2 separate regions of the Homo sapiens genome follow, and region 1 is linked to region 2. The links are chromatin loops, found by intact Hi-C in ENCODE. Cell type or tissue: dorsolateral prefrontal cortex. All regions are shown on one strand.

What was found. Hi-C counts contacts between places; a loop is a spot of excess contacts. Peaks named below come from ENCODE experiments on the same cell type or tissue, not always from the same donor. Only the 100,000 strongest peaks of a DNase experiment are listed, where the experiment ranks them.
Region 1: a loop joins it to region 2, with 2.8 times the contacts of the local background. A loop is called at or near these places in 2 of 110 quality-filtered maps.

Annotation. Positions count from the first base shown.
Region 1 is chr19:53,655,102-53,663,101 of GRCh38, forward strand. All of the region lies in intron 2 of LOC107985342 (a long non-coding RNA gene), which reads left to right. It also overlaps the pseudogene LOC100288093. Among named protein-coding and RNA genes, the nearest start is that of MIR512-1, 7.6 kb to the right of the region's middle. RefSeq lists enhancers at 5,240-6,129, 6,130-7,019. In dorsolateral prefrontal cortex, CTCF peaks have their summits at 4,431 (motif pointing right) and 6,226; DNase peaks (open chromatin) are centred at 4,400 and 6,291; H3K4me3 peaks cover 814 bases; H3K27ac peaks cover 1,178 bases.
Region 2 is chr19:53,517,157-53,525,156 of GRCh38, forward strand. It overlaps a transcript of ZNF331 not described here. Among named protein-coding and RNA genes, the nearest start is that of ZNF331, 17 kb to the right of the region's middle. RefSeq lists enhancers at 2,568-3,342, 3,343-4,116, 3,607-3,806, 4,117-4,890. In dorsolateral prefrontal cortex, CTCF peaks have their summits at 3,666 and 3,874; DNase peaks (open chromatin) are centred at 3,635 and 4,372; H3K4me3 peaks cover 2,005 bases; H3K27ac peaks cover 1,345 bases.

The DNA of each region.
Region 1 (8,000 bases), 140 kb after region 2:
TTCGTGTGAGCCACTGACTCGTGTACATGTTAGACTCCTTGGTCTATAAGAAAGCATCTTGTATGGTAAATTGTTGTTCTAAAGTAAAATAACTGGTTTGTTCAAAAAGGGGATGCTAAGGAGAAGTCAGAAAGTCAAAGCATGTTGTAGATGGTCTGGGAAAGTCGTGAAAGGGTTCGTGAAAGGAAATTTAAGCCACCAAAAGTAAAAGTTGCTAGTTACCATTATAACATATGATTGAAACTACTGAAAAAATAGTTTTACATGGAAAGTGTGTGAGAAGAGTGAAACATGTTTTTGGTAAAATATTTTTAAAAGGCAGGAGAATGTCAAATTTCACCTAGTTGAGAGGGTTATGTGATTTTTAAATTAGATAAGAATAAGCTCACGGTTTGAACAAGTTGTGGAAGGTTTGTAAAAACTAATCTTGCAAAAAAAATTCTGTGTGCAAACACGTTGACTAAATTTAAAGGGGTATTTTCCAGTTTTCCATAAATTAAACATTGAAATGAAAGGACAAACAGGGTTTCTTTTTTTGTTTTTTTGTTGCCCAGGCTATGGGCAACTATGTAGCTAGGCATGTTGGTGCATGCCTGTAATCCCAGCTACTCAGGAAGCTGAGGCAGGAAAATTGCTTGAACCCAAGAGGCAGAGGTTGCAGTGAGCCAAGATCGCACCACTGCATTCCAGCCTGGGTGACAGAGCAAGACCCTATCTCGAAAAAAAAGAAAAAAGAAAAGCAATAGCTCCCTGGGTGTCAGGTATCAGTGAGAATGGGAAGTCAGGTCTTCTCTGACTCCTAGGACATTCCTCTCTCTGTCTTTGGGGGTTGAATTCCTTGTTAGAACTCCATCTTGTTAAAGGGGCCTCGCACCTGCCCTTGCCTTCTGCAGCAGCCCTCCTTAATCCTCTCCAAACTTCCATCTCCAGACCACCGGATTCTCCTCATGAGTGCCCTGGGTGGACATTGGTGAAAGGTCACTGCCTTCAGGACACACCATAGGTACAGTCACCGAGGTAACCCAGTTCAAAGAAGAGCAGGATGTTCAGTATTTACAAAGGGATCTAGCAATTGGTCCAAACCAGTCAGTGCTGGCATGCACCGTTCATCGTGCCATCAGTGGCAAGATGGAGATCTGGCAATGCATGGCTCACAGTAAGATACACGCCCTGTGCCATTCCACCCTATCATTAGAAAAGGAGTCTTCTTTTTCTTTCTTTCTTTCTTTTTTTTTTTTTTTTGGAGACAGGGTCTCACTCTGTTGCCCAGGTTGTAGTGTAATGGTGCAATCTTGGCTCACTGCAGCCTCTGCCTCCTGGGGTCAAGTGATCCTCTCACCTCAGCCTCCTGAGTGGCTGAGATCACAGATGCCAGCCACCACGCCTGGCTAATATTTTTGTTTGTTTGTGTTATGTTTTTTGAGACTGAGTCTTGCTCTGTTGCACAGGCTGGAGTGCAATGGCGCAATCTCGGCTCACTGCAACCTCCACCTCCCTGGTACAAGCAATTCTCCTGTCTCAGCCTCTCAAGTAGCTGGGATTACAGGCGCCTGCCACTACGCCCGCCTAATTTTTGTATTTTTAGTAGAGACGAGGTTTTGCCATGTTGGCCAGGAATGGCCAGACCTCAAATGATCTGCCCGCCTAGGCTTCCCAAAGCGCTGGGATTACAGGTGTGAGCCACTGCACCCAGCCAATTTTTGTATTTTTTTTTTTTTTTTTTTTTGTAGAGACAGGGTTTTGCCGTGTTGCCCAGGCTGATCTCGAACTCCTGACCTCAGGTGATCACCTTCCTTGGCCTCCCAAAGTGTTGGGATTACAGGTGGGAGCCACCATGTCCAGCCGCTTTTTCTTTTTAAAAAAAATTTTTTTTGACATAACAGACAACACCACTCTCTTTTATTTTTTTATAGAGACGGGGTCTCATTATGTTGACCAGTCTGGTCTTTTTAAATTTTATTTTTTTGAGATGGAGTCTCACTCTGTTGCCCAGGCTGGAGTGTAGTGGCGGGATCTTGGCTCACTGCAACGTCTGTACCCCAGATTCAAGTGAGTCTCCTGCCTCAGGCTTCCAAGTAGCTGGGATTACAGGCTCATGCCACATCGCTGGCTAATTTTTTTTTTTTGTATGTTTTTAAATTTTATCTTTTAAGTAGAGACAGGGTTTCCCCATGTTGGCCAGGCTGGTCCTGAACTCCTGACTTCAGGTGATCCACCCTCCTCAACCTCCCAAAGTGCTGGGATTACAGGCATGAGCCACCATACCCAGCCTTCCTGCTATTTTTGAACTACCTGTACCAGGCTGGTTTCTCTGGGTGAGGGGAGTGGTCAGGCAGAGGCAGGCCCCGTCATGGTAAGCAGCTAGGAGACTGCTAGAGATTGACAGGGCACTCATGAGTGCCCTGGGTGGACACTGGTGAAAGGTCACTGCCTTCAGGACACACCATAGGTACAGTCACCAAGGTAACCCAGTTCAAAGTAGAGCAGGATGTTGGGTATTTACAAAGGAGATCTAGCAATTGGTCCAAACCAGTCAGTGCTGGCATGTACCGTTCATCGTGCCATCAGTGGCAAGATGGAGATCTGGCAATGCATGGGCTCACAGTAAGATACACGCCCTGTGCCATTCCGTAGACGTAGATCAAGCGATTATTACTGCAGAAATCTCCGTGGACGTAGAGCAAGCAATTATTACTGCAGAAATTGCAGGAGCAGGTTCTGCAGCATGTCACATCCAAAGAAGCTTCCCTTGCAAGTTGGTAACCTTGAGGGCTTCAATACCACACAGAGTTGGTCTAGGTGATGGCTGACCATCCAGGCATAATAATTTGGGGAACAATTCCAGGATGGAGGTTATGTTGCTAGACTTGTTTGTCCGGGAAAGTGGTAGACAGGAAGTTCCTGTCTGCACACGTCTCCTGGCTCCAGCCCTTTCCCCTGTCCATCTGTCCTACAGACTCCGCCTCAGGCATGTTGTCTTGGAGGACGTGCAGAAAGGCAGCCATGCACTTTCTAGGTTTCGATGCCGTCTTAGAGTCACTGGTCACCAGGTCTGGGTCAAACGGGAGTCTCTGGCTGTCAAGACTGGACTGGGAGGAATCACATCGCTTCTTCACCATCAGCTTTATCTGCTTTGCCTTTTCCGACTTCAGCTTTCTCTGCAGGGGGTATCAGTGGGGTTGACAAAGATTGACATCTTTTTGTTATCCTCATCCCTAATCTTGCCACTGACATTCTTCAGTGCCTAGGCGATGCTGGCATTCTCCACAAAGATGTGGGCCTGCATTTTCTCATAGCGAAACTGAATCAGGAGGAAGGGGCATTGCATTGACTCTGAATCAAATTCAGCAGCCACTTCTCATTTTATGCAGATCTTGAACTAGCAGCTCCCTAAGGTCCGATCTGGCCTGTTTCCCTCTGTTCTTTTCTCTGGAGGTTTTTGGCGCTTTCTCTGTGTTAACATGGGTTTGGTCTTGTTTATGGCAAGTGCCTCTCCATGGCTGGGTGCGGTGGCTCACGCCTGTAATCGCAGCACTTTGGGAGGCCAAGGCTGGCGAATCACCAGAGGTCAGTTCGAGACCAGCCTAGCCAACATGGCGAAACCCCGTCTCTACTAAAAATATAAAAAAATTAGCCAGGTATGGTGGCGGGCGCCTGTGGTCCCAGCTACTCAGGAGGCTGAGGCAGGAGAATCGCTTGAACCCGGGAGGCGGAGGTTGCAGTGAGCTGAAATTGTGCCATTGCACTCCAGCTTGGGTGACAGAGTGAGACTCTGTTTAAAAAAAAAAAAAGTAAGTAAATAAATAAATGTTGATATTATGTAGCCATGTTATGTAGTTTTGCATAGCCTTTCTCTGTCTTATAGCTATGAAAGACAATTTCCAAAACATAGCCTAGAATGGAGAATTGAAGATAAAGTGAGAACTGTTGGGCATAGTAACCTAAAAAGGGATCCCCTCTGGTGTGGAAAGATTGTTCCAACGCAAAAGGGACTGAGATCCAGAGATGGCAGTTGTTTGAGATCTGGAATCTTCAGAAGAGGTAGATCAGACTTGCTCAGGAAATAATGGGTCCTACCATCACAGCGGGTACGGATGGGGCTACAAGATGAGAGAGGCTGGATAGGAGAGTATTTAAGGAAAAAAAAAAGACAGAAAAGGACCAAAGGACAGTCTGTGAGACCCCAGAGAATGCATTAAACCTGAAGAATTTCTGAACAATGACGTCTGATATTCAGGCTTCCGTTGTTTCTTTTTGTGCTGTAATCTTCCGTGTTTTCTCTGCACATAGCTCAGTAAAGCTCTATTCACCAGTTAACCTAGAGTCTGTCTTGAGATAAGCAGGGAGGGCTGTGACGGCTGCACAAGGGCGGAGTGGTTTGTAGACCTGAAAAGGAACTTGTAAGAGCTGGCAGATCTTAACCAGGAGAGGGAGCCCCTTTCCACAGCCTAGAAGCTTCTGAAGTCATTTAAATGGAACTGAATTATATGAAGTCAAATGTCAGTTGGGGAAAAAGTCAAACTTTATTATTTATTTATTTATTTGTAATTGTGCGTATACATATATATATATATATATATATATATATATATATATATATATATAATTTTTTTTAAATTATGATCTCCGTGATAGTACCAAATCAAACTTTTTTTGGAGACAGAGTCTTGCTCTGTCACCCAGGCTGGAGTGCAGTGGCGTGATCTCGGCTCACTGCAACCTCCGCCTCCCAGGTTCAAGCAATTCTCCTGCCTCAGCCTCCTGAAGAGCTGGGATTACAGGCGCGTGCCACCATGCCCGGCTAATTTTTGTATTTTTAGTAGAGATAGGGTTTCACCATGTTGGCCAGGCTGGTCTTGAACTCCTGACCTCAGGTGATCCACCCGCCTTGGCCTCCTAAAGTGTTGGAATTACTGGCATGAGCGACCACGCTGGCCCAAACCCTGCTTTTTACTGGAGAGACGAGGTAGCCCTAAGTTAAAAAAAAAAAAAAAAAGACCCTGTTTCACTTCTTTTGGATATACCCGGGGTGACATTGCTAGATCATTCTGCAATTCCTCCTTTTTTTTTTTTTTTTTTTTGCTGGGGGTGGGATAGAGTCTCACTCCCAGGCTGGAGTGCAATGGTGTGATCTTGGCTCACTGCAACCTCCGCCTCCTGGGCTCAAACGACTCTCCTGCAGTGAGGAGCTGGGATTACAGGTGCCTGCCACCACAACCTGCTAATTTTTTTTTTATTTTTTGTATTTTTAGTACAGACGGGGTTTCACTATGTTGGCCAGGCTGGTCTTGAACTCCTGACCCCGTGATCCGCCCGCCACAGCCTCTCAAAGTGCTGGGATGACAGGCATGAGCCTCCGCGCCCAGTAGATCATTCTGTAATTCTGTGTTTAACTTTTTCCCCCCTAAACTTAACTGAAGTGATATTTAACTTTCTGAGGAATCACCAAATCAAAGGTGACTTTTGAGACAAATACAGGAAGTGGAGGTGGTTTTCCTCATGTAGATGAAGACATTCTAAACCCAGAACTGAAAACACACATGGAATCCTTTTAAGTATCAGGATGCCTTGGTGGACAAAATGGATACATCCAACTTCTCAAGGAGCTTAATATTCAGTATTAAAGCTGAGGTGAGCTCAGGTGATTCACGCCTGTAATCCCAACATTTTGGGAGGCCAAGGCAGGCGGATCACTTGAGCCCAGGAGTTTAAGACCAGCCTGGGCAACATAGTGAGACCCCTCCCCCCTGCCCCCGTCTCTACAAAAAATAAAAAAATTACAGACGCATGGTGTAGTCCCAGCTACTTGGCAGTCAAAGGTAGAAGGACTGTTTGAACCCAGGAGTGGGTTGAAGCTGCAGTGAGCCTTGATTGTACCAGTAAACTTTAGCTTGGGAGGCAGTTGAGACCCTGTCTCAAAAAAAAAAAGAAAGGAAGAATTTCTCTCTCCCAACTTCCCTTGGTTTCTCCTCGCCCCCCGGCTAAAAAGTGATTGGGGACCTTTTAAAAAACTTCCTGCTCTCCACAGAATGGGATTACAGCCCCGAGATGATCCATAAAAGATTTTCAGGAAGAATGAAGAGTTTAGGGAGTGAAGGTTCTAAAACAGTAAATAGAGTGTCACAAAGAAATCCATTCATCTCTTTGAAGGCTGGGTATTTGGAAAAAGAGAGAAAGAAAGCTTCATTCAGAGAGCGCTCGCCTGTATTTAGGGGTGTTTGGAGGGGGCGGGGTGACTATAGAATTAGGGTAAAGTTCAGTGTCTTGCAAATCAGCCCTGAAATAGCCCTGATCCCTGCAGGCCTGTCTGGTTTCCCAAACCCTCCACTAGCTTTCAAATTTGCATTAAAAAGCTTTTGGCTTGTTCATTCTGTTCTTTCTTTCTTTTCTTTCTTTTATTTATTTATTTTTTTTGAGACGGAGTCTGGCACTGTCACCCAGACTGGAGTGCAATGGCGCGATCTCCGCTCACTGCAGCCTCTACCTCCCGGGTTCAAGCAATTCTCCTGCCTCAGCCTCCCGAGTAGCTGGGATTACAGGCGCCCACCGCCACACCTGGCTTATTTTTTTAATTTTTAATAGAGATGGGGTTTCTCCATGTTGGCCAAGCTGTTCTCAAACTTCTGACCTGGTGATCCACCTGCCTCAGCCTCCCAAAGTGCTGGGATTACAGGCGTGAGCCACTGCGCCAGGCCCTCATTCTGTTACTTCTTTCTTTCTTTTTTCATTAATTTAAGTTCTGGGATACACATGCGGGATGTGCAGGTTTGCTACATAGGTAAATGCGTGCCGTGGTGGTTTGCTGAACCTATTGACCTAGGTATTAAGCCTCACAGCCATTAGCTATTTGTCCTGATGCCCTTCTGCCTCCTGCCCATTCTTTGTTATTTCTTCATATTCCAATTAATGTTCATTTTGAGGACCTGGCTCTGGCCAGGCAAGGTTCCAGTCTGGAGTCAAACTGAGGAAAGTATTACCTTTCACAAACACTTAGACCACGTTGGGAGGGGAGAATGATTGTCCTCCACATGCGTATGGGTGTGTTATAAACCCCAGGAAGGTAAATACTAAGCAAAGGCGTGCACAGATAATTATTGCAACTGATGATTCCACGTCAATTGTACTGTACTGTGAGTAGGTTTATAGGCTGCCGTGACAGGGGCCATCACCTGGGTACGAGGGTGCTGGCTTCCTCTTGAAGACGTGACTTTAAAATTGTGAGTTGAATAGATGCAAGGATATTGGCCCAGTGGAGGAACTTTGAGGGGAGGGGGCAGGGTATCCTGGTTGGGAGGAAATTACATACAGAAATTGGGGAGTGGTGACAACATTGACTCTTCCAGTAATTGTCTGGGTGTGGTAACTCAGGACTGTAATCCCAGCACTTTGGGAGGCTGAGATGGGAGGATTGCTTGAGCTTGGGAGTTCCAGATCAGCCTAGGTAACACGAGGAGATCTAAAATTGAAAAAAAACGTAGCTGGGTGTGGTGGCTCATTCCTATAATCCCAACAACTTTGACTCAGGAGGCTGAAGTGGGAGGATCCCTTAAGGTCAGGAGGTTGAGGCTGAAGTGAGCTAGCACTTTGGGAGGCCGAGGTATGTGGATTACTTGAGGCCAGGAGTTCGAGACCAGGCTGGCTAACATGGTGAAACCCCATCTCTACTAAAAATAAAAAAATTAGCCAGGCATGGTGGTGCGCGCCTGTAATCCCAGTGACTCGGGAGGCTGAGGCAGGTGAATCACTTGACCCCTGGAGGCAGAGGCTGCAGTGAGCCAAGATCATACCACTGCACTCTAGCCTGGACAACCAGAGTGAAACTCTGTCTCAAAAAAACAATAATAATTTTAAAAAAATTTTTTAAATAAAAAAATTAACAAATGACCCGCACATCTGGGGTGAAGTAAGACGAGGCTGGCAGCATAGCTCTGTCACCTGTGGTTAGGATTAATTAAGCTCAGCTTTAAAGGCTGGATCTTGGCCTCCTGGGTTTTAATTTT
Region 2 (8,000 bases):
CGCGCACAACAGCACAACCATCAAAATGAAAACACCTGATGTACAGAGTTGTATAGTAGTTGTATAGTTAGTAGTTGTATGGAGCACCCTTGACATAAGTAACTCCATCTTAGAAAAAGACTCCATCTTACATTTCATGGGGCACTTTGCCAACAGGGACAAGATGTTTTGCTTAGTAAATAAATAATAAGGACTGCATCCAAGCAGATAAGGACATAAACAAGCACATTCTTCCACTATCAGTCCTCCCCACAGGACTCTGGCCATAAAAGAAGCTGGGCTTCAGCAGCTCAAAACGGCCATCTTAACTGCCAACCATCCTGCTGTCATTTGTGATAAGCACTTGACATCTGCTGCCAAAGTTTCTACCCACATCAAAGATTCTTCTTTGCAAGATCAACAGACAACTCAGCCCAGACCAGGAGACTGTTTATGTCTTCATTACTCTCCCCACGCAGGTTCAAGTCTGCTGAGATTTGGTTTATCTCTGATTTATTAGGGAGAATTGGCTCACACGATCACAAGGCAAAGTCCCATGATAACCCATCTGCAAGCTGAGGAAGAAAGAAGCCAGTAGTGGCTCAGTCCAAGTCCAGAAGCCTCAGAAGCAAGGAAGCCAACAGTGCAGCCTTCAGCCTGTGGCCAAAGGCCCGAGAGCCCCCAGCAAACCACCAGTGGTCCAGAGATAACCAGGTCCACACACGTTTGTATCTTTCCACAGTGTCAGGCTTTGATTGATGCTATTTCAATCACAAAAGCCATGAGCCGCCTGGAGTTCCCAAAGAGGCTTGTGATGGTTAATATTAAGTGTCAACTTGATTGGATTGAAGGAAGCCTAGGCAGCTGGTAAAGGATTGTTTCTGGGTGTATCTGTGAGGGTGTTGCCAGAGGAGACTGATGTTTGAGTCAGTGGATGGAGAGAGGAAGACCCACCCTCGATGTAGGTGGACACCATGCAATTGGCTGCCAGCTCAGGTAGAACACAGAAGGCAGAAGAAGGTGGGATACCTTTGCTTGCTGAGTCTTCTGGCTTTCATCTTTCTCCCGTGCTGGATGCTTCCTTCTGCTTCTCCTGCCCTTGGACATCAGATTCCAGGTTCTTTGGTCTTTGGACTCTTAGACTTACACTGGTGGTTTGCCGGGGGCCCTGTGGCCTCTGGCCACAGGCTGACGACTGCACAGTTGGCTTCCTTGCTTCTGAGGCTTTTGGACTTGAACTGAGCCACTACTGGCTTCTTTTTTCCTCAGCTTGCAGATGGCCTATCATGGGACTGGGCCTTGTGATCGTCTAAGCCAATTCTCCCTAATAAACTTCCTTTCCTATAGACATATATCCTATTAGTTCTGTCTCTCTGGAGAACCCTGACTAATACAAGGCAATTCTCTTTGGTACTGCCCCTTCACTTGGTAGTCAGAGCCATAGACACGCAGGCTCAAGCCACTTCACAAGTCAGTCAATATTGCAAACCATACATAGTAGTGTACTTAATCAATATATATAAATGTTATAGATTAAACATTTCACAATAAACAAAGTAATGTTTAACATCAAGAGAAAAGAGATAGGAGAAAAGGGTTAACAAGTCAGTCCAAGGAGAGTAACAAAACCCTTGGTCAGGGCTGGGCAGGCCCATTGGTCTTGCAAGAAGTCTTTGAGGCTTCAGCAGCAGATGCCAAGTGCTCATCACAAATGACAGCAGGACGGTTGCAGTTAAGATGGTTATTTCAAGCCACTGAAGCCTTGCTCCTTTTATGGCCACAGAGTCCTCTGGGGAGGACAGATGGTGGAAGAATGTGCTTGTTTATATCCTTATCTGGTTGGATGCAGTCTTTATTATTTATTTATTAAGCAAAACATCTTGTCCCTGTTGGCAAAGTGCCCTGTGGAATGCAAGATGGAGTCTTTTTCTAAGATGGAGTTACTTATGTCAAGGGTACTCTATACAGTAGTCTTACCCACACGTTCATAGAAACATACAATCTCATCCATGTCATAATGAAGGCCAAAAACCTCACAGGCGCCCTCCCTTACCTGAGCTCCAGGAGGCTCCCTGATGAGTCCACACAATCACAAATCCAGTCACACCCACCAATGATTCTCTCCCAACAACAGCATATATTTTTTAGGGCAAAGCATCTCACACCCCAGTGTTTGTCTAAATTGCACCATTTCGGAAGCCCCCTGCTCTTTTGCAGACCTTGGTCAAAGTGAAACATTTCACAGGGGTTCAGGCAGTGAGAAATATCCTGCCTAACCACCTGACCACAAGGCGAACAAAGACCCAATTAAAGAAACATTCTCATCATGTCCTACTGGGCAAAGGCCCAACTACAAAAACCATCCCTATCATATCTTTCTTGGCAAAGGTCCAAGGAACATCCTGATGAGATCCCACCGGAAAAAGGGCCAAACCGCCTGATCATAAGAACATCTTGTCAATATCCTGCCGGGCAGCAAGCCATACAGCCCAGGCCTCTCCCGCCCATACCAAGGTAACACTCACAGAGACATCTGAAGAGCCAGGCAGTGCTCCCAAGTCTGGGACAGCATCAGAGAACGAAACGCAAAGTCCTGCCCTTACAGAGAGAGCCTTGGCACAGACCCAGTCAGGACCAGGTCACTCCCGTGGAACCTACTCAAGGTCCCTACACACATGCCTGGAGCTCCCCAATCTACTGGGGGGTGGGGGAAAGGGCAGTGCTGAAACGTCCCCAAAATCTCACATGTAAACACCCTACCTAACACTTTCTAGAGGCATTTCCAGCTCGGGGCTGTATTTCCAAGAACGCTCTGGAGGCACAGCTCTTTTCTAAGGAGGGCCATGTTGCATGCTGGGAAATTTTTGAACTTTTCCCAAATCACAGCTTTTAAGCTTTCCGGGCTTATTATTATTATTATTATTATTTTGAGACATTGTTTCACTCTTATCGCCCAGGCTGGAGTGCAGTGGTGTGATCTCGGCTCACTGCAACCTCTGCCTCCTGGGTTCAAGCGATTCTCTTCCCTCAGCCTCCCAAGTAGCTGGGATTACAGGCACACACCACCACGCCTGGCTAATTTTTGCATTTTTAGAGCGATGGGGTTTCACCATGTTGGGCAGGAGGGTCTCGAACTCCTGATCTCAGGTGATATACCCGCCTCGGCCTCCCAAAGTGCTGAGATTACAGGCGTGATTTCTGGTCGTTTCAGACTACATTTCCTTCCCAGAAGGACGCGGGGACACGCCTTCCCTATGGACGGATCCCAAATGCAAGTTGTAAGCAATTATAACTGTAGGCCCCTAGAGCCTGAACCACTTTTCCCAGGAATTTTTTGTGGTGCGCCTTAGGAGCAAGCAAAGTTTCAGGGCAGGAGAAGGCCGACAGGGCTTCCAGCATTTGAAGATTCTGCCAGTCTGAAATACGCTTTCCCAGAAGTCTATGGGGGGTGCAGCTGCTCTAACAGTGGGAGGAGACACCGACGAAAAGCATTCTGACGGCCGCGCTTCCAGCGCTAAGGATTCCCGCGTAGTGAGCATTTCCCAGAGGTCTCTGGGGCATGGCTCCATTAGGGCCGTGTGCAGTTGCCTGCAGGGAAACACTGATGGGCGCCCTTCCAGATACGTCGATTCCCGGGTTATGAGCTACATTTCCCAGAAGCCCTCAAGGCAGGACGCCCTTAGGGTCGCGTAGAGTTGCATGCTGGGAAATCCTGACAGCCGCTTCCAACTCTGTGGATTTCCGGGTTATGGACTACATTTCCCAGAGGCCTCTGGGTCACGGCTCCATTTGCGCCGTGTAGAGTTGCATGCTGGGAAACACTGACGGGCGCCCTTCCAGCTGCGTCGAAGCTTCTCTGGTTTCGCATTACATTTCCCAGAGGGCCTTGGGGCACAGTCCAATGAGGAGCGAGCCGGGTGGCCGGCTGAGGGGCGTGCTTCATGCTCGCGGGATTTTTAAAAATGGTTTCTCCTGGATCTTATCCCAACTGCGCCTGAGACCTTGTTTCACCTCCTGATGTGCTGGGTGTGGTTAGGCCTCGAGCCGGGAGCTATTTGCCTCCCAGGAGGAAGCCAGGGCAGGGTTCCGCGGGGAATGGCGGTGAGGGAGCCACTCGGGACGCGGAGGCCCTAAAATGAAGAAGCTTCGGCCTGAGGCTTCGGGAGCGGCGAGCAGGGAAGTGGGAGTGTGTGTGAGTGTGTGTGTGTGTGTGTGTGTGTGTGTGTGAATAAGCCAGAGGCTGCCTGGTGGGGCCCCGCCGTGGCCCAGTGACTGAGATAATTGTCTTCGTCTGTGGGGTAATGCGAACAAGCCCCGTTCCCCTAAGCCGTGATGCATGCGGGGTTGACGCGGCCGGGCTCTGTCCCCATAAACTGTGACACAGGTGTGTGTAGACGTCTATGAGGGCCATAGCGCCGGGCTGTAAGGGCATCTGTAGGGGTGACGCAGCCGGGCTGTGTCTCTGCACCTCCGTTCTGTGCGAGGTCAATGCTGGTGGGGTCTGCAGAGGTGGCACGGCCAGGACGGGTCTCCGTGTCTCTGAAATGTGCCTTTGCACTTCTGTCAGGTTGACAGGGACAGGCAGTGTCCCTCTGGTGTGAGCGTCTGTGGGTGTGAAAGGGCCAGCGAGTGTGCGGCTGTGACTGGTCGGGATCGGGCCTGGGTGCATGGCCTTTTGAGTGAGCACAGGTGTGTGCGACCATGTCACCTGTCTTTCTAGTGTCTCCGTTGCTTCCTGTGCCTTGGCCTTCCAGCCATGTGGTACCTGCTAGGGAGCAGTGGTCCCAAAGTGACGTGAGAGGCTCTACGCTATTGTGAAAATGACCAAGAAGAAGGCTTCACAAGTCACGAGATGGCAGTTTTGGAGCCAGAAGTGCTCTCCGTGCACACTACCTGGACGACAAGAGGAAGTAACCTCAAGAATAGAATTCCTTTTGGGGAAGAAAGAGGTACCTGACATGGGAGGCGGGGAGGTGGTGAGAGGGGCAGCTCCATGTTTCAGAACCCCAGTTCCTAGAGTTTTCCAGCATTTCTCTGAAAAACTCACATGCCTGTGCCCTCTTATTTCTGATTGATTTTAACTGTGGTCTGGGGACAAGTGTGCCCTATTTTCTTTCTTTGTTTTTTTTTTTTTTGAGACAGAGTCTTGCTCTGTCGCCCAGGGCTGGAGTGCAGTGGTGCGATCTCGGTTCCCAGGTTCAAGCGATTCTCCTGCCTCAGCCTCCCAAGTAGCTGGGACCACAGGCGCACGCCACCATGCCCAGCTAATTTTTGTATTTTTAGTAGAGACGGGATTTCACCATGTTGGCATAGGTGATCTCGATCTCTTGACTTCATGATCCGCCCCCGTCGGCTTCCCAAAGTTCTGGGATTACAGTTGTGAGCCACCGCGCCTGGACGTGTGCGCTATTTTCTAACGTAGCTTGTGATCCAGAAAGGTCCTGGTGCCTCATTCTTATCTTCCTTTTCCCCTCCGGCCAGCTGGCCTTCAGGAAAAGCATCCCGGAGGAGGAAGAAGAAGTGTTATATGTCCTAAAGTAAGGTTTCAGGTGAGTTAGCTTTTTGTTCATTCAATGATTTGTATTTATACAACTTAAGACTATTTACTTTCCTTGGGCCCATTTCTTCCCAAATAGTCATTTATCCCACTAATTCCTCCCCAAGGGATGTGACAGGGCGGTGCAGGTCATTCCTCCGTGTATACTCCATTGACCTACCCTCTTCTAAAATGTCTAAAAATTGTCTAAGAATCTGATGGTACAGAAGAGATTAATTCTAACACTTTATATTACAGTGTGGTTTGGTAAGGAAGGGATTTATTTTTGGGTGGAAGGAAACACCAGATATCTTTGGTCTTTTGTTTATTTTTTATTATTGTAGTTATTTTTTAACATGGTTAATTTTTTAAATTTTTATATAATTGGCAAATGACAAATTGTATTTATTGTGTATATGTTTTTATATATATGTATACATTATGAGATGATTAAATCAGGCTGATGAACATATCCATCACCTCACTAATTATTATTTTTGTCATGAGGACATTTAAACTCTACTCTCTTAGCAATTTTCAAATATACTATATTTTTTTTTTATTTTTTTTTTCTTTTGCCCTTGTCCCCCAGGCTGGAGTGCAATGGCATGATCTCAGCTCACTGGAACCTCTGCGTCCTGGGTTGCAGCGATTCTCCTGCCTCAGCCTCCCAAGTAGCTGGAATTATAGGCACCCACCACCATGCCTGGCTAATTTTTGTATTTTTAGTAGAGACGGGGTTTCATCATGTTGGCCAGGCTGGTCTCAAACTCCTGATTTCAAGTTATCTGCCCGCCTCAGCCTCCCAAAGTCCTGGGATTACAGGTGTGAGCCACCATGCCCTGCCTTTGTCCCAATTTTTAATCAAATTTTTTTTTCACACTCTTGAGTTGTGTGAGTTTCTTATATATCGTGAATATTAACTGCTTGTCAGATGTATGGTTTGCAAATATTTCCTTCTACTCCATAGGTTCTGTCTTCACTCTGTTGATTGCTCTGCTGTGCATAAGTTTTTTAATGATGCAATTCATTTGTCTGTTAGCCACCATGCCCAGCCTTGATTTCTTTTTCAAATAGTTGTTAGTCTATAGGGATACTATTTTTTTTTTATACTTTAAGTTCTAGGGTACATGTGCACAATATGCAGGTTTAATCCATAGGTATACATGTGCCATGTTGTTTTGCTGCACCCATCAACTCGTCATTTGCATTAGGTATTTCTCCTAATGCTATCCCTCCCCCAGCCCCCCAACTCCGACGGGCCCTGGTGTGTGATATTCACCACCCTGTGTCCAATTGATCTCATTGTTCAGTTCCCACCTATGAGTGAGAACATGCGGTGTTTGGTTTTCTGTCCTTGTGATAGTTTGCTCAGAATGATGGTTTCCAGCTTCTTCCATGTCCCTGCAAAGGGCATGAACTCATCCTTTTTTATGGCTGCATAGTAATCCATGGTGTATATGTGCCACATTTTCTTAATCCAGTCTGTCATTGATGGACATTTGGGTTGGTTCCAAGTCTTTGCTATTGTGAATAGTGCCACAGTAAACATATGTGTGAATGTGTCTTTATAGTACCATGATTTATAATCTTTTGGGTATATACCCAGTTATGGGATTGCTGGGTCAAATGGTATTTCTAGTTCTAGATTCTTGAGGAATCGCCACACTGTCTTCCACAATGGTTGAACTAATTTACACTCCCACCAACAGTGTAAAAGTGTTCCTGTTTCTCCACATCCTCTCTAGCATCTGTTGTTTCCTGACTTTTTAATGATTGCCATTCTAACTGGTGTGAGATGGTATCTCATTGTGGTTTTGATTTGCATTTCTCTGATGACCAGTGATGATGAGCATTTTTTCATGTGTCTGTTGGCTGCATAGATGTCTTCTTTTGAGAAGTGTCTGTTCATATCCTTGGCCCACTTTTTGATGGGGTTTTTTGTTTTTTTCTTGTAAATTTGTTTGAGTTCTTTGTAGATTCTGGATATTAGCCCTTTGTGAGATAGGTAGATTGCAAAAATTTTCTCCCATTCTGTAGGTTGTCTGTTCCTTCTGATAGTAGTTTCTTTTGCTGTTCAGAAGCTCTTTAGTTTAATTAGATCCCATTTGTCTATTTTGGCTTTTGGTGCCATTGCTTTTGGTGTTTTAGTCCTGAAGTCCTTGCCCATGCCTGTGTCCTGAATGGTATTGCCTAGGTTTTCTTCTAGGGTTTTTATGGTTTTAGGTCTAATATTTAAGTCTTTAATCCATCTTGAATTAATTTTTATATAAGATGTAAGGAAGGGATCCAGTTTCAGCTTTCTACATATGGCTAGCCAGTTTTCCCAGCACCATTTATTAAAAACGGAATCCTTTCCCCATTTCTTGTTTTTGTCAGGTTTGTCAAAGATCAGATGGTTGTAGATGTGTGGTGTTATTTCTGAGGCCTCTGTTCTGTTCCATTGGTCTATATCTCTGTTTTGGTACCATTACCATGCTGTTTT